Regions from separate parts of the Mus musculus genome. Here region 2 is linked to region 1. Evidence: chromatin loops called from intact Hi-C (ENCODE). Cell type or tissue: left cerebral cortex. All regions are shown on one strand. Links, peaks and the distances in the headings refer to the core of each region. The heading gives the core; the rest is flanking DNA.

Region 1 (7,891 bases), core at 1,494-6,493:
AAACTCAAGTTCATAGAAGCTTTAGCGTTCCTTGACTTTCTTTCTGGTGTCTGAGGTCACTTGACCTCTGGAGATTTGGGGATGTAATTGATGTCTTTTAGAGCAGGACTGGTTTGGGAAAATGACTGCATGCAGACCTCTGTGCCTTAGCTGTGCCTCTTAGCTTAGATCTCTATGCAGTTGGAGTTTGGAAGGGAACCTTGTACTGGATTTCCTTTAATTACCCAGTCAAGCTTCATGGGATATAAAAATGGCTTCTCTTTAAATTCTTCATCTCTTTTTGACTATATCCTGAGTATGTGAAATAAGATTTGATAGTTTAAAGAGGAGTAAAAACACAGCTTGCAAACAGGTAATTGTTAATTTGAATGTGGGCTCTGCCAGGTATGTCTGTATGACTGACACGTAAAGGTGGCAGTGAAGGCCCGAGGTTATGGGAAGCAGCCTGCGCGTAGCCTCCTCGTGACTTTGGTCTTCAGTCCCTTCTTGCACAGAGATGTCTTTTTCCTTTTGGTTTGTGTCTATTAGGACTCACCTGTGTCCCCAGCCTCATCAATCTGTTCTCCACGTAATATCCAGAGGCAGAAACTACTCTGTAACTTCCCGGTTTGGTCTGACCCAGGGCTGATGTTATGGGTTGGTTGGCAAAATGATTGCTTTGCTAGTGCAAGGCCATGAGTGTGCTCCTTGGAATCCATATAACCAAAAATCTGGGTGCTTGTAGAGCTGGGATGGCAGAGAGAGGGAACCCCAGAGCTTCCCTAGTGGCTACTATCCTTGGCAAGCTCTGGGTCTATAAGTGGTAATATAAAATAAAAATGAAGGGAGATGGTTCTTGCGTGCGGCACTCTAGTTTACACAGACAGACAGACAGACAGACTGACTGACAGACACCCCCCATACCACATTAACAACAACCACCACTACCATAACAACAACAACAACAGCAACAACAACAGTCTCCCTCTGAAATCCTAGTGTGGATCTGGACATGATTGTCATCTCTGTCAATACAGAAGAGCTATTTTTGGTCCCATCTTAAACTAAGTGCTTCTCTAAAATTAATGCACACCATAGTCAATTTGTATGCATGATGGAGTCCAAGCCCCCATTTTTGTGGAATTATCTGCTCTGGTGAGAGAGGCTTTCCTTGTGCATAGCTTCATCGCTCAATTTGGAAGTACTAACATGGCTAGGGAGGTGACTGAACTGTTAAAGAATGCCTCACCCTGGTTTGACTTATCTGCCCAGTAGTTGCATGCATAGGACAACTTCTGGCTGTTTCCATCCATCTTGTCTGGCACCACCAGCACCCAGCTCTTTGTCACATGGATTCTAGGGAACATACTCACAGCCTTGCATTAGGAAAGCAATCACACAGAGAATCATGTTCCCTCTTACTGTATGTTATTCATTTACTCATTGAACTTTTGTCTCTGCTGCTTTGGTTGATGCTTATCCCTGTGACGGTGGACATCTTCCTGGAACAGAAGATGGTAGTCTTTCTGTCTGTCTAGTTGCCCTTCCCCACATGTAGATCCTTGATTTAGCCTTACAACCCTAACCAATTCTGTTGGCCTTTAATCCACCAGGGTAACCTCTGCTTGTTCTCTCTCCTCTTGTCTACACAGACACGAGGCACAGAGAGACACAGACAGACAGATACACACAGAAACACTGACAGATAGGCAGACACAGATACACATATACACATACACACATGCACACAGACACACAGACAGATGCACAGACAGACAGAGATGTGCAAACAGTTTCACTTCCCGCCTGATCTGAGCTCCTCCATGTTATGTTACCCTGTATTCTCCTGTCTCCTTCATCTTTTAGGATTCTTTTCCCTTGCTCTCATGGTTTTCAGCTGAGAAAGTCATTAAGCAAGAGGCATGAAGTCTAAAACAAAACTTGGATTCAAATGGCCAGCTTGTGTTTTAGCCTGGGATCCAGAGGTCTTTGCTCTGAGTGGAGACTTGCCTCATCCATACACTGCCTGTAGCCCAGGTCACAAGGTTTCATTTATTGTCCAACTTAGCTGCTCCGGTTGGTGTATTCATTTAGAAATGCCCAGTAGTTGGTACAGAGACATATGGTGTAGATATTGGTATTGGTGTAATTTCTGTCTGCTTCCTCATTAATATTAAAATTCTGAAGGTTAGTAGCCTTTGATACTTGATTTGGGAGATGAATGGATATTAACTATCTTTTCCCTTGTACAATGTTGGTGACTGAAAACAGACCTTGGACATGCCAGGAAAAGATTATACCAGTCAGCTGGAACCTCATAGACAAGTGAAGAGACAGTTTTAGTACTTGGGGTTGCAGAAAGTAATGATGTGCTTTGTGGCTCTGTGTGTGGGACCTAGACAACTGCAGAAGTAGGCGTAGTTGTCAGAATGCAGTATAATTTTAGAGGACACTATCTAGGGTGGTTTATTTTGTCTAGACGACACTCAAATGTTTAATGCTTGAAATTGAACAGTTTGTACCTGGAGCTCTTCCTTATAACTCAGTTGCAATATAATTAACACCTAAAGGAGGCAATCTGTTTGTTTCTTTTCTTTTTGTTGTGACCAGATACCCGACAAGAGCCCACTTCAGTGGGGAAGGGTTTCTTTGGCTCATTGTTTGAGGGTGTAGGCTGTAGCTGGGAAGGTGCGATGATAGCATGGCTGGTGGTTGGCTGTCACAGATGGCCCATGAGGCTGCTTGCTCACTTCTCTAGGAAGCAGGAAGTGGGGAAATGTGGGTGCCCTGAACATTTCCTCCCTTTTCCTCTTTCATTCACTCTAAGATGGCAGCCCACAGGATGTTGCTACCCACATCCAGGACAGGTCTTCCTGCTTCAGCTAACCCTTTCTGGAAAACGTCCTTCCAGATGCAAAAGAGTGATTTACAAATGCCTTCGCGGTTTCGTAACCCAGTCAAGCTGTTCATTAAAACTAGTCACCACGGGCACAATTAGAAGACTGTGTGCACTTCAGAAGCATCTGCCTTGGTTTCTTTGAGAAAGCAGTCTGGGGCGGTTCAGGCTGCCTGACCAGTGAGCCCTAGGGATCTTCTTTTCTCCGCCTCGTCAGCTCCGGAATTACATGCACGTACCATCACTCCTGGCATTTTAAAATGGATCCTTAAGCTTTTGAACAATCTGTCAAGGCTAGTTGGTTTGCCTTTGTTTTAGCATAAGCTATAATGGTCCTTCAGAATACCTCAAAACTGAATCAATGTAACATTTTCTTCCCCTTTTAATCTGTCACGTTTATTTTCTGAGGGCCTTCTTTAGTACAACCTAGGAATTCATCTTCACAAGCAAGTCTATAAAACTAATGAATAAAAAATGCTGAAATGATCCATTTACTGTTAGCTAGCAAGTTGGCACAAAAATGTTTGGTGGGAGCCAGAGGGGAATCTTGCTGATGACGTCACCAACGATGACATCACCCAGGCTGAGCTCTAGAACTTTGCAGAGTTTTGTCAGGTCCTCTCTCTGTACACTTCCCTCCCAATTTATGCATTCCAGTGTGACTTTTCCATAGTGAAATTTATGGCTCCTATTTCAAAATGTTTCCAAAATCTCTGTCGGTGTTCTCCCCCAGAGAACCAACAGTGACTCAGAGCAACTTTGAGATTCAGGAGAAATGTGAAATATTTTCTGTTTGTGTTTTGAGGATGGGCTCTCAAAAAACTGTCAGAATTCTGCCTCAGTCTCCAGGGTGGACAGACTGCAAAAAGCAATTCTAAGACTGCAAAAACACTGAGGGATGCTCTGTGTGGTGGCTGAAGCATGCGATACCAGAATATAGGAGAGAGTGATCAAAACTTTGTCTGTTATACATCAAGTTCATGTCTCAAACACACAAACAAGCAAAAACAGTGTAGAAAATCAGGGCCTGGGTGGTCATGGAAACCTGGAAAGAGGGTTTTTAATACGATCTTTTATTGAGTTTTCAGAATTTCATGCATATTTATGATCAGTTTTGATCGTGTTTACTCTGTCCCTCTAATTCATCACAGAACCAGCTGTCCCTACTCTTCCCTAGTTTGTATTTACTTTTGAAAAATTAGTTAGTTATTCCATGATCCAATGAGTCCAATTTGTGCTACCCATATATTCCTCATGTAAGGTCTACTGAAACTTGCTATCCAGAGGCTACACCCTTAGGAAAACTTCCCCCAGCAGCCACCTAATGTGAGCAGCTTCTCCACTATCAGTAGACTAACAAGCTTCCCAAACCTGGAAAATTGATTGGCTCAGTTTTGTTCAGACAACTACAGATGCTGTAGTCCCATCCAGAACTTAAGATTTTGCTTTTCTCCAGTCCTTTGTAACTTCTGACTCTTCTATATCTCCTTCTGAGAAGGTCCATGAATCTTGGGGGACAGCATATAATATAGATGTCCCATGTGTGGCTTAGGACCCTATAGACAATTAGTCTCTATGTTTTGGCCATTCTGAAAATGCTTCAGTATTTTGGGTTAATGGTCTTGCTGAGTTGAAGCCAACCCATTTCCCTTGCTTCCTGGTTATTTGTCTAGAAACATGACCGGCTATACTTAGAATGATTGAATTTGTTCATTCGTTCAACTGCCAGTTGGTCTAAGGCTGCTTTGGCAGCACCCAAAGATGGTCCAGTTGTGCCACAGGCAGACAAGGGAGTGCTTATAAAATTCTGGGATTGCAAATTTTCTTAGACTCCAAAGCTTTGGTTCCTCTGTTCCTCCCATGACACATGCTTGAGAGAAGGACATAGCCTAGCGGTCACTTTCCCTTGACATCTTAGAACTGAGCACAGTAAGTCTAATGTTGAACCATTGGGTAGATTTTATAAAAGCAGTTCATATGTATACAGAGCAAATTGTGTTGGTCACAGCTTAATCTTCTATGGAATCTTATGGAATTTTTTTTTTTATATTGACCACTTTCTTAGGTTATTTATAAGGATTTGCCATACTGCTTTTTAAAATAGGCAAAGAGGAGTTGGTAAGATGGCTCAGCCAAGATGGGCTAGTGAGATAGCTTGGTGGTAAAGCCACTTGCCGTCAAGACTTACAACCTAAACTCAATCTGTGGGGCCCACTGTTTCCTGAACCCGTGGTGTATTCCAATCTCAGTGTTCATAGAGTCTGTTAAGTCAGGCTCACCATGTGGCTGGGATAGCTACAGGCAGTTTCTTTTCCTTCCATTTAGAAAGCCTTTCACTTAGCTTTCATCAAGTGGTTGCATTATTTTGTATCTATATAAACTTGAAATTGGTTTCTAAACCTTTTTTTATATCATAAACTTTTCCCCTAAATTTGTTTTAACATGTTTTGTTGTTGGCTAGCATATATAATTGCTTTGGTCAATTAAAAAATAACAAAAAGATCATAGAGGTCTATAATTGCCAAGTTAAGTTCAGATTGGGATTTTATAGTTTTTATTGCAACTACAAAGGTTAATAATGAAATTCTTTAAATTAGTCTGAAAGGACTATAGCCACAGCAAAGTTATAAATGTACATGGAGCTCAAGCTACAAAATGTGAAACCTTTTAAAGTTCCCACAACAACTAAAGTGCTTTGGGGCCACCTTGACACCCTCATCTAATTCACTGTAGCCAAGTTGTTCCCAGTGGGCTAAGTTAGAGGCAATAGGACAAGATGAATTCCGTACCCTTTCCAGCACGTGCACCGGTCATACATATGTGGACCCTTTAAGTCCTAAGAGTAACATCTTTACGACTTGAAATTGTGTAACCTTGGATAAGTAAATATAATAGCAATTTTTTTAAAAGATTTTGTTTTTTAAATGACATGTTTGTGTGTTTCTGAGAATGCGCACATGAGAACAGTACCTCCAGAGGCCAGAAGAGAGCAAAGGGTGCCTCAGGAGCTGGGGTAATAAGGTTCTGGGGGCTAGAAGAGAACTGTGGTCCTCAGCATGAATGTCAGCAAGTGCTCTTAACCCCTGAGCTATCTCTTCAGCCCAGATCTTGAAGGATTTTGATGAAACCATATGACACTGGTGATGTGACAGGGTCTTATGTATTATGAAATGTATGTTATAAGTCATTACTTTTTTAAAAAAAGTTATTTATTTATTTATTTATTTATTTATTTATTTATTTATTTTATGTATATAAGTAGACTGTAGCTGTACTGATGGTTTTGAGCCATCATGTGGTTGCTGGGAATTTGAATTCAGAATCTCTACTCGCTTCTGTCGGCCTAAAATTTTATTTATTATTATATCTAAGTACACTTTAGCTGTCTTCAGATGTACCAGAAGAGGGCGTCAGATCTCATTACAGATGGTTGTGAGCCACCATGTGGTTGCTGGGATTTGAACTCAGGACCTTTTAAAGAGCAGTCAGTGCTCTTAACCACAGAGCCATCTCCCCAGCCCAAGTCAACTTTTCAATCTTTGATTTCTTGATTTATTGAATTAAAACCAAGACATCGTATAAGGAAAAAAGTTCTTTAAAAATATGTGTGTATGAAAGAGACATTCCCTGAGGAGTTGGTGAATCCTGTGTGAGGAATCTGGAGTAATATCTTTCTTTACAGACTTTTTCTAAGCGACCACCTCACAGCTACCTCAAACGGTGAGCATCGCTGATTGCTTAACTTGGTAAATGTTTAGTTATTGTGAAATCTCCCCCTTTTAGAATCCCGTGGTTTGGATTTGCATCTGTGCCATTTCCCCTATCTAAGCAATCTTTGGGGACAACATAGTATTGACTATGAAAGGAGGATTTACCAGGGTGCTTTGTACTAATTTTCCCTCTTGAAGACAGGTCAGTGATAGTCAAAAGAAGACATCCATCAGACTTCTTTGCCATCCTTTATTTAAAGTCTATGCTTTATGGATCATTTAAAAGAAAAATATTAGCTATAAACTACAAGGTCCAAACAGTGGAATTGTGGGTGTGTGTCCACTCTACTGCTGGGCATGGCCTCTTGGGGAAGCAGAACACAGGGAGTTTGACTGTGTTTATCCTATGCCACCTCAGGAGCCAAGCAGGTGCCGTCCTGTAGGGAAGCACTGAGGCTCTGCCCCACCGTTGGGTAAACACAGTCTGAGATGTGGGAAAGGCAGAGCTGATTCAAAGGGTCCCCAGGTGAGGCCACAGCTATGGGGTTCTTGGACATCCAGGCACTCATCACAGAAGAGCTGAGAACAGAGTCAGGGGCCGATGGGGACCCTGGGCATGGGGTTGGAGGAAAAGGGAGCTCTGGCTTGTCCCATGGTGGCTGTCCTTAGCTTAGTGGAAGCTTGCTTAGTGGTGGCTGTGGCTTGGAGTGCAGAGAGGCCTATACCTGAGAATTAAGCTGGGACCCTGTAGTCAAATACCTTCTCCATGGCTCCCCATGGCAGATCATGATGAAAAAGGCAGTCCATGGTTCTAACCAGTTTATTGTTTTTCATGGCAGAAAATAGATGCATACCATAGCAAACCATACCATACCATACCATACCAATACCATACCATACCCATTGTCAAGGTAGATCTTTTGCAGAGAGGAATGTCTAGAAAGGGAAACTTATTGACTAAGCCCTCTGGACCTCTAGGTGCCTCATTAGCATGGAGAACTCTGTTTTGGGCCTATGGGATTACAGGACATGTTTCTTTTATGTGAGGAGAATGGCATGTGTTCCAAGTCAGGAATCTGGCAGGGAGTAGGGAGTTACCTAAGCCTCAGGTGTGTGCCCATGGAGTCCCCAGATTTCAACCAGTTCTACCTTACCAAACTTCCTGGCATGGTTTTACTGTCCAATAGGGCATCATTAGTTAACAAATAGCCTGTATCTGCCTAGTACCCGAAGTTCTTTATACCCTTTTTACTGACTTACCAGAGTCTGCTTACAGTTGCTAGTAGCAAAAGCATCTCTTGCATCT
Region 2 (5,000 bases), core at 1-5,000, 180 kb after region 1:
AAGGGAGGATGTGTGAATCCCACTCAGAAGGGAAAATAAAATAGACATCAGAGGTGGGTGAAGGAAGGGACCAGGATGAGGGAGGAGGTAAGGAGGAGAACAAGGATGGGAATCAGGTGTGGGGAGAGGATGGGAGAGGGCTGGGTGTGAGAACAAAAATTGGTGGGGAACATGTCTGAGACTAGCAAGAGCCAACCCCTGACACTTAATGATACTCTGCTATGCCTGCAGTCAGGAACCTAACATACCTATCCCTTGAGAGGCTTTATCCAGTGGCTGATCAAAACAGATGCACAGCTGCTTTCCAGAAATAAACCCATATACCATAACCAAAACACCATGTAGAACTTTGAAGTCTTATTGAAGAGTAGGGGGGTAGGATTGAGGGAGCCATGGAGGTCAAGGACACCACAAGAAGACCTACAGAGTCAACTAACCTGGGCCCATATTGGCTCACAGAGACTGAAATAGCAACCAAAGAGCATGTAGTGGCTAGACTTAAGCTCCCTACTCATTTGCAGCAGATGTGCAGCTTGGGCTTTATGTCGGCCCCCTAAGAATTGAAGCAGAGAAGGGGCTGTCTCTGACTCTGCCATTGTATTCCCTTCCCCTAATATCTGGTTGGACCTCAATGGGAGAGGATGTGCTTAGTCTTGCTAAGATTGGATGTCCCAGGACAGGGTGGTACCCAAGGAGGACTGCCCCTTCTCTGAGGAAAAGGGATGGGGGTAATGTGAGATGGATTTGTAAGGGTGAGTCTGGGAGGAAGGAGGGGAGAGATGCTGTGATTAAGATGCAAAGTGAATAAATCAATCAATCAATCAATCAATAAATCAATAAATAAATAAAAATATTGAGATCCTTCTGACTCAGTGTTATAGTAAAGTGCAAGCCACACTATACTATTGATGAAAACATCAACATTACCTCCAAGGACCATGCCAGCCTGACAACACTTTCTCAGACGACATGCTGGGCAGTTTTTTCTGCGAATTTTATCAACAATGCAGTCATTTCTTCCAGCACATAAATAGTTATGCTGCCCTAAAAATGAAAAAGTACAAGTTATTCACAAGTTATAAAGACTCAGAGTCAAAAGGTCTACACAGAGCATCAGGCTCATGGTCCTTATAGCCTGCCTTTTGCTGGCCACCACTGTATGCTGCAAATGAGAGAGACCTCACCTTTGAGTTCAGGGTCTGAATGAGATAATAGTGAGTGCTAAAAACATTTAAACAGAAGTTTACATCTAAATAAGGAAGCCATGACTATTAAACTGAATACAATTTTTATGTCATGGCAGGTAAAGAGCTGGGTAGTCCAGCATTTAATTTTAAGTGGCAAGGGGCATTCTGATAGTTGAGCACACTGACATGAAGTTACAATCTTAATGGGTTGACATAACCCACATTTCCTCTAATGTGCCACTCTAATGGCAACTACAGAAGACTGGACTGGATGCACAAATGGTATTAGTGGATCCATAGGGCCTGGAAGCTCAGTTCATTCTAATGATGAGTATCTTTGCAACTAAGTGCTGGGCCATCAGAACTTGGAAGCAGAAACACCATCCCCTAAGGTACAGTTACAGGTTAGTCTCCATGTAGTCTGTTTGGCTAAAGGAACATGGCACTCACGCAGTCCCAACAAGAGTTGCCTATGAATGTAGCATGGAGCCCAGACACTGCCTCTGTAGCTCAATAACTGCCCAGAACTTCCAGGCATTAAGAATGTAAGGGACTTCATTACAGGTATCATTTCTTTAGGTACCTGGGTGCATGTTTAGGTTTTAAAAAGTCAAGAACAAATGGACTGGATTTGTTCCAGTGTTAGTATGGAAATCTATACAGTCTTAAACTTTGGGGATGACAGTCCAGTAAAACATCTGTTGCCTCCACTTTTCTAATAACAATCTTTCCCAGCTTATATGCAGGTTTTAAGATGTAGCATTTGCTACATCTATTTGCTTGTTTCTTGTACAACATAACTTTGCCTTGGTCCAATATTACATGGTTATTCTGCATGTCTATAACAAGGCAATCTATTAAACTATTTAGCTATCTACCCGCACAATTCTCCAACAGGAGTTAACCACATGCATGTCATAATGATAACCCCAATAGGAGATGCTGTCTAGCTCCCAATTAATGTTTACAGCACCTGTCTATGTTGAAACTTGAGGAAGAATTTCCTGAATTGTATGACACAACATGATATTTCTCCTGGGGAAATTTATCATCTATTTCAGAATGGGAAAAGAAGGGAAGAAATAGCAACTATTACATTATATTATGTTTTTCCTTTGTATTTATTTGTGTGTGTGTGTGTGTGTGTGTGTGTGTGTGTGTGTGTGTGTGTATGTGTGTGTATCAGTGGGTGCAGTTGAAGGCTATAAGTCAACCTTTAGTGTCTTACAAAAGATCTCCCTCTGAGTCCTGGTGCTCACCTAATATACTAGGTTGGCTGGTCTAGTAAGCTCCTGGAGCCATTTGTCTCTGCCTCTCCAGCACTGTGATTAAAGGCTCACACCATCATACATGGCTGGGTCCTTATGCTACCTCAGCCCCCCCTTTTCATTTAAATTATGTATATCTTTTTGTGTTCTTCAGAGTCTAGCATGCTAACTATCCCTATCTTACAAGTGTCTCCCACACTTCTTGACTCCCTTCCCTCCTCTGACTCATCCTTTAAGGATCTGCTTATCCTTTTCCATATAGTCTAACCTGAATGATCCCAGAAAACCTTTGGTGTTTTTCTATAGGCCAAATGCTTGTTCATACAATTGCATGCCTATTTTTCATGGTGGAAGCTGAATTTTAATGCTTTAACACATTTATCTAATAAAATGTTGATAAACATTTGTTGGATAAATATATGCATCTTAATGCTTATTGTTCCCATATGGCCATCCGAATATAGTTATACACAGGGGTGTGACCTATACAATTGAATGTATTGTTAGGCATAGTAAATTAAGATGGTTATTTTTTCCTCTCCAAGCATTTTTATTATATACCATTTTATATATAACCCACTGCCTTTTATAATACTATACCATGAATTACAATATAATTCATGAGTACAATATAAGAATACACATGTGTGCATTTGTGTGTATGTGTATGCATATGTGTGTGTATGTGTGTGCATGTCTGTAAGTGCATGTGTGCATGCATGTGTGCATGCATGAGTGTCTGTGTATGTGTGTGTTTGTGTGTGCAGATGCATGTGTGTGTGTGCATGTGTGTGTTTGTCTGTGTGTGTACATGTGTGCATCTGTGTATGTGTGTATTGGTGTTGGGTGGGTACATGCACATGGAAGTGAGATAACAACTTTGGATTTCTCGGGTATCTTTCTGGCTTTTATTTTTCACAGTTGACTATGTATTTACTTTGTCATTTTAAAATCATTCATTCTATCAGCATAGATCATAGCAGATATCTCAAACATCCTTTTCGTTTTTTTGCCATGGTGATTTTTAAATTATATTTTTCTTGTTTAAAACAACTTTTAAATTTAAATATACTCTGATCATATTTCCCCTGCCCTCAAGTCCCTCCAAAGCCTCTGCTCCTGCCAACACACTCAGATTTCAGTTCTCTCTCAAACCCCCTATACAGCAACAACCCCCAACTAAGACAACAAAATAAAACCATACACGAAAAGGAAAAAGAAAAAACAAACCTGTCACAAAAGAAAACCACACTGAAGTACATGGGATCCATGTGTGTTAGTCAACTACTCCTGAACATAAGGACTGTCTTTGCGTGACTGATATAACCAGTGTCCACACTAATAGAGAAAACAGATTTTCCCTCTCCCAGCATGTATAAATGGCAGTTCAGTTGTCAACTTTTACTCTTGTAGCTAGGTTTTCATTCATTCATTCATTCATTCATTCATTCATTCATTTTTTTTAAAATACAAAATAAAATATAGTAAGATAAAACAAAAACTATCACATCACAGTTGGACAAGTCAAACCAACAGATGGAAAAGAAGGCACTGGAATCAGAGACCCACTCATTTCACAAAAGTGGGGAGTTGGAGGCCATGGGGAGTTGTGGGAGAGACTATGGGAAGAGACAGCTAAAATTAAGGGGCATTTGAGGGGTAGTATGGCAACCTAATGCAGTAGAAACTTCTTAAAATATATACATGCATGAAGATAATCTAAATAAAATCTCCAAGTATTGGGGGAGACAGAATCCCCATTGGCCATCTCTTGTCACCCAGCCAAGCTCCCAGTACTGGGATTAGGTTGCATCTAATTAAGTTGTTGGCCAAAGGGACTAGTGGGAATCCCCAAACAACACAGTCTGTTGCCAGTGCTATAGGGTTGCTCTCCACAGTTAGCAAGGACACATTGCTGAAGACAATACCTATATTGAACATGATAGTGAGCTAGTGTCTACATAGAGCCTTCATGCCATGCTCCTTTGGTACAGGAAAGTAATCTGCGTGCAATAAAAAAAGTAACATAAACACCAAGGCAACCACAAACCCCTTTACTACAAGGGTATACTGCCTGATATGTTGAGGCAATGGTGACACAAAACTTGTGGAAGTAACTAACCAATAACTAATTTGATTTAGGGCCCAATCTACCAGATGTAGCCATACGTAGCACTGATTGTGTGATCAAGAACCTAAGACTAGACAGCCCAATGATTATGGAAATCCCACATAATACTGGTCTAAAAAAGGAAAAATAATGTAGAGATAAAATGTCCCCTAATGATATTCCTCTGTATTTTTTTTCAGTGCCTAGTTCATCTATCACCAGAGAGGCCTCCTCCTGCAACATACAGAAACAAATACAGAGACCCATAGCCAGATATTACATAGAGAGTCAGAGACCTTGAGACACTCAGATTTAAATGTCCCCATCAAATTCCTCCCCTCAGAGCTCAGGAAACCCATGAAAGAGGAGGCAGAAAGAATATAAGAGCCAGAGGGAAATAAGACCTTCTAAGTCAAAGGGAATTAGCAACTGCAT

The links. A loop is a pair of places that touch in the nucleus more often than their neighbours do. Peaks named below come from ENCODE experiments on the same cell type or tissue, not always from the same donor. Only the 100,000 strongest peaks of a DNase experiment are listed, where the experiment ranks them.
Region 2: a loop joins it to region 1, with 2.5 times the contacts of the local background. A loop is called at or near these places in 2 of 42 quality-filtered maps.

Annotation. Positions count from the first base shown.
Region 1 is chr9:9,096,800-9,104,690 of GRCm38, reverse strand. All of the region lies in intron 4 of Arhgap42 (Rho GTPase activating protein 42), which reads left to right. Among named protein-coding and RNA genes, the nearest start is that of Gm16833, 140 kb to the left of the region's middle. In left cerebral cortex, for the core only: no CTCF peak of the experiment used is centred there; DNase peaks (open chromatin) are centred at 2,385, 2,655 and 3,505; H3K27ac peaks cover 1,490 bases.
Region 2 is chr9:8,918,643-8,923,642 of GRCm38, reverse strand. Pgr (progesterone receptor) reads right to left here. Exons shown (of 8, transcript NM_008829.2): 3 at 928-1,044. Among named protein-coding and RNA genes, the nearest start is that of Pgr, 21 kb to the right of the region's middle. In left cerebral cortex, for the core only: no CTCF peak of the experiment used is centred there; a DNase peak (open chromatin) is centred at 2,601.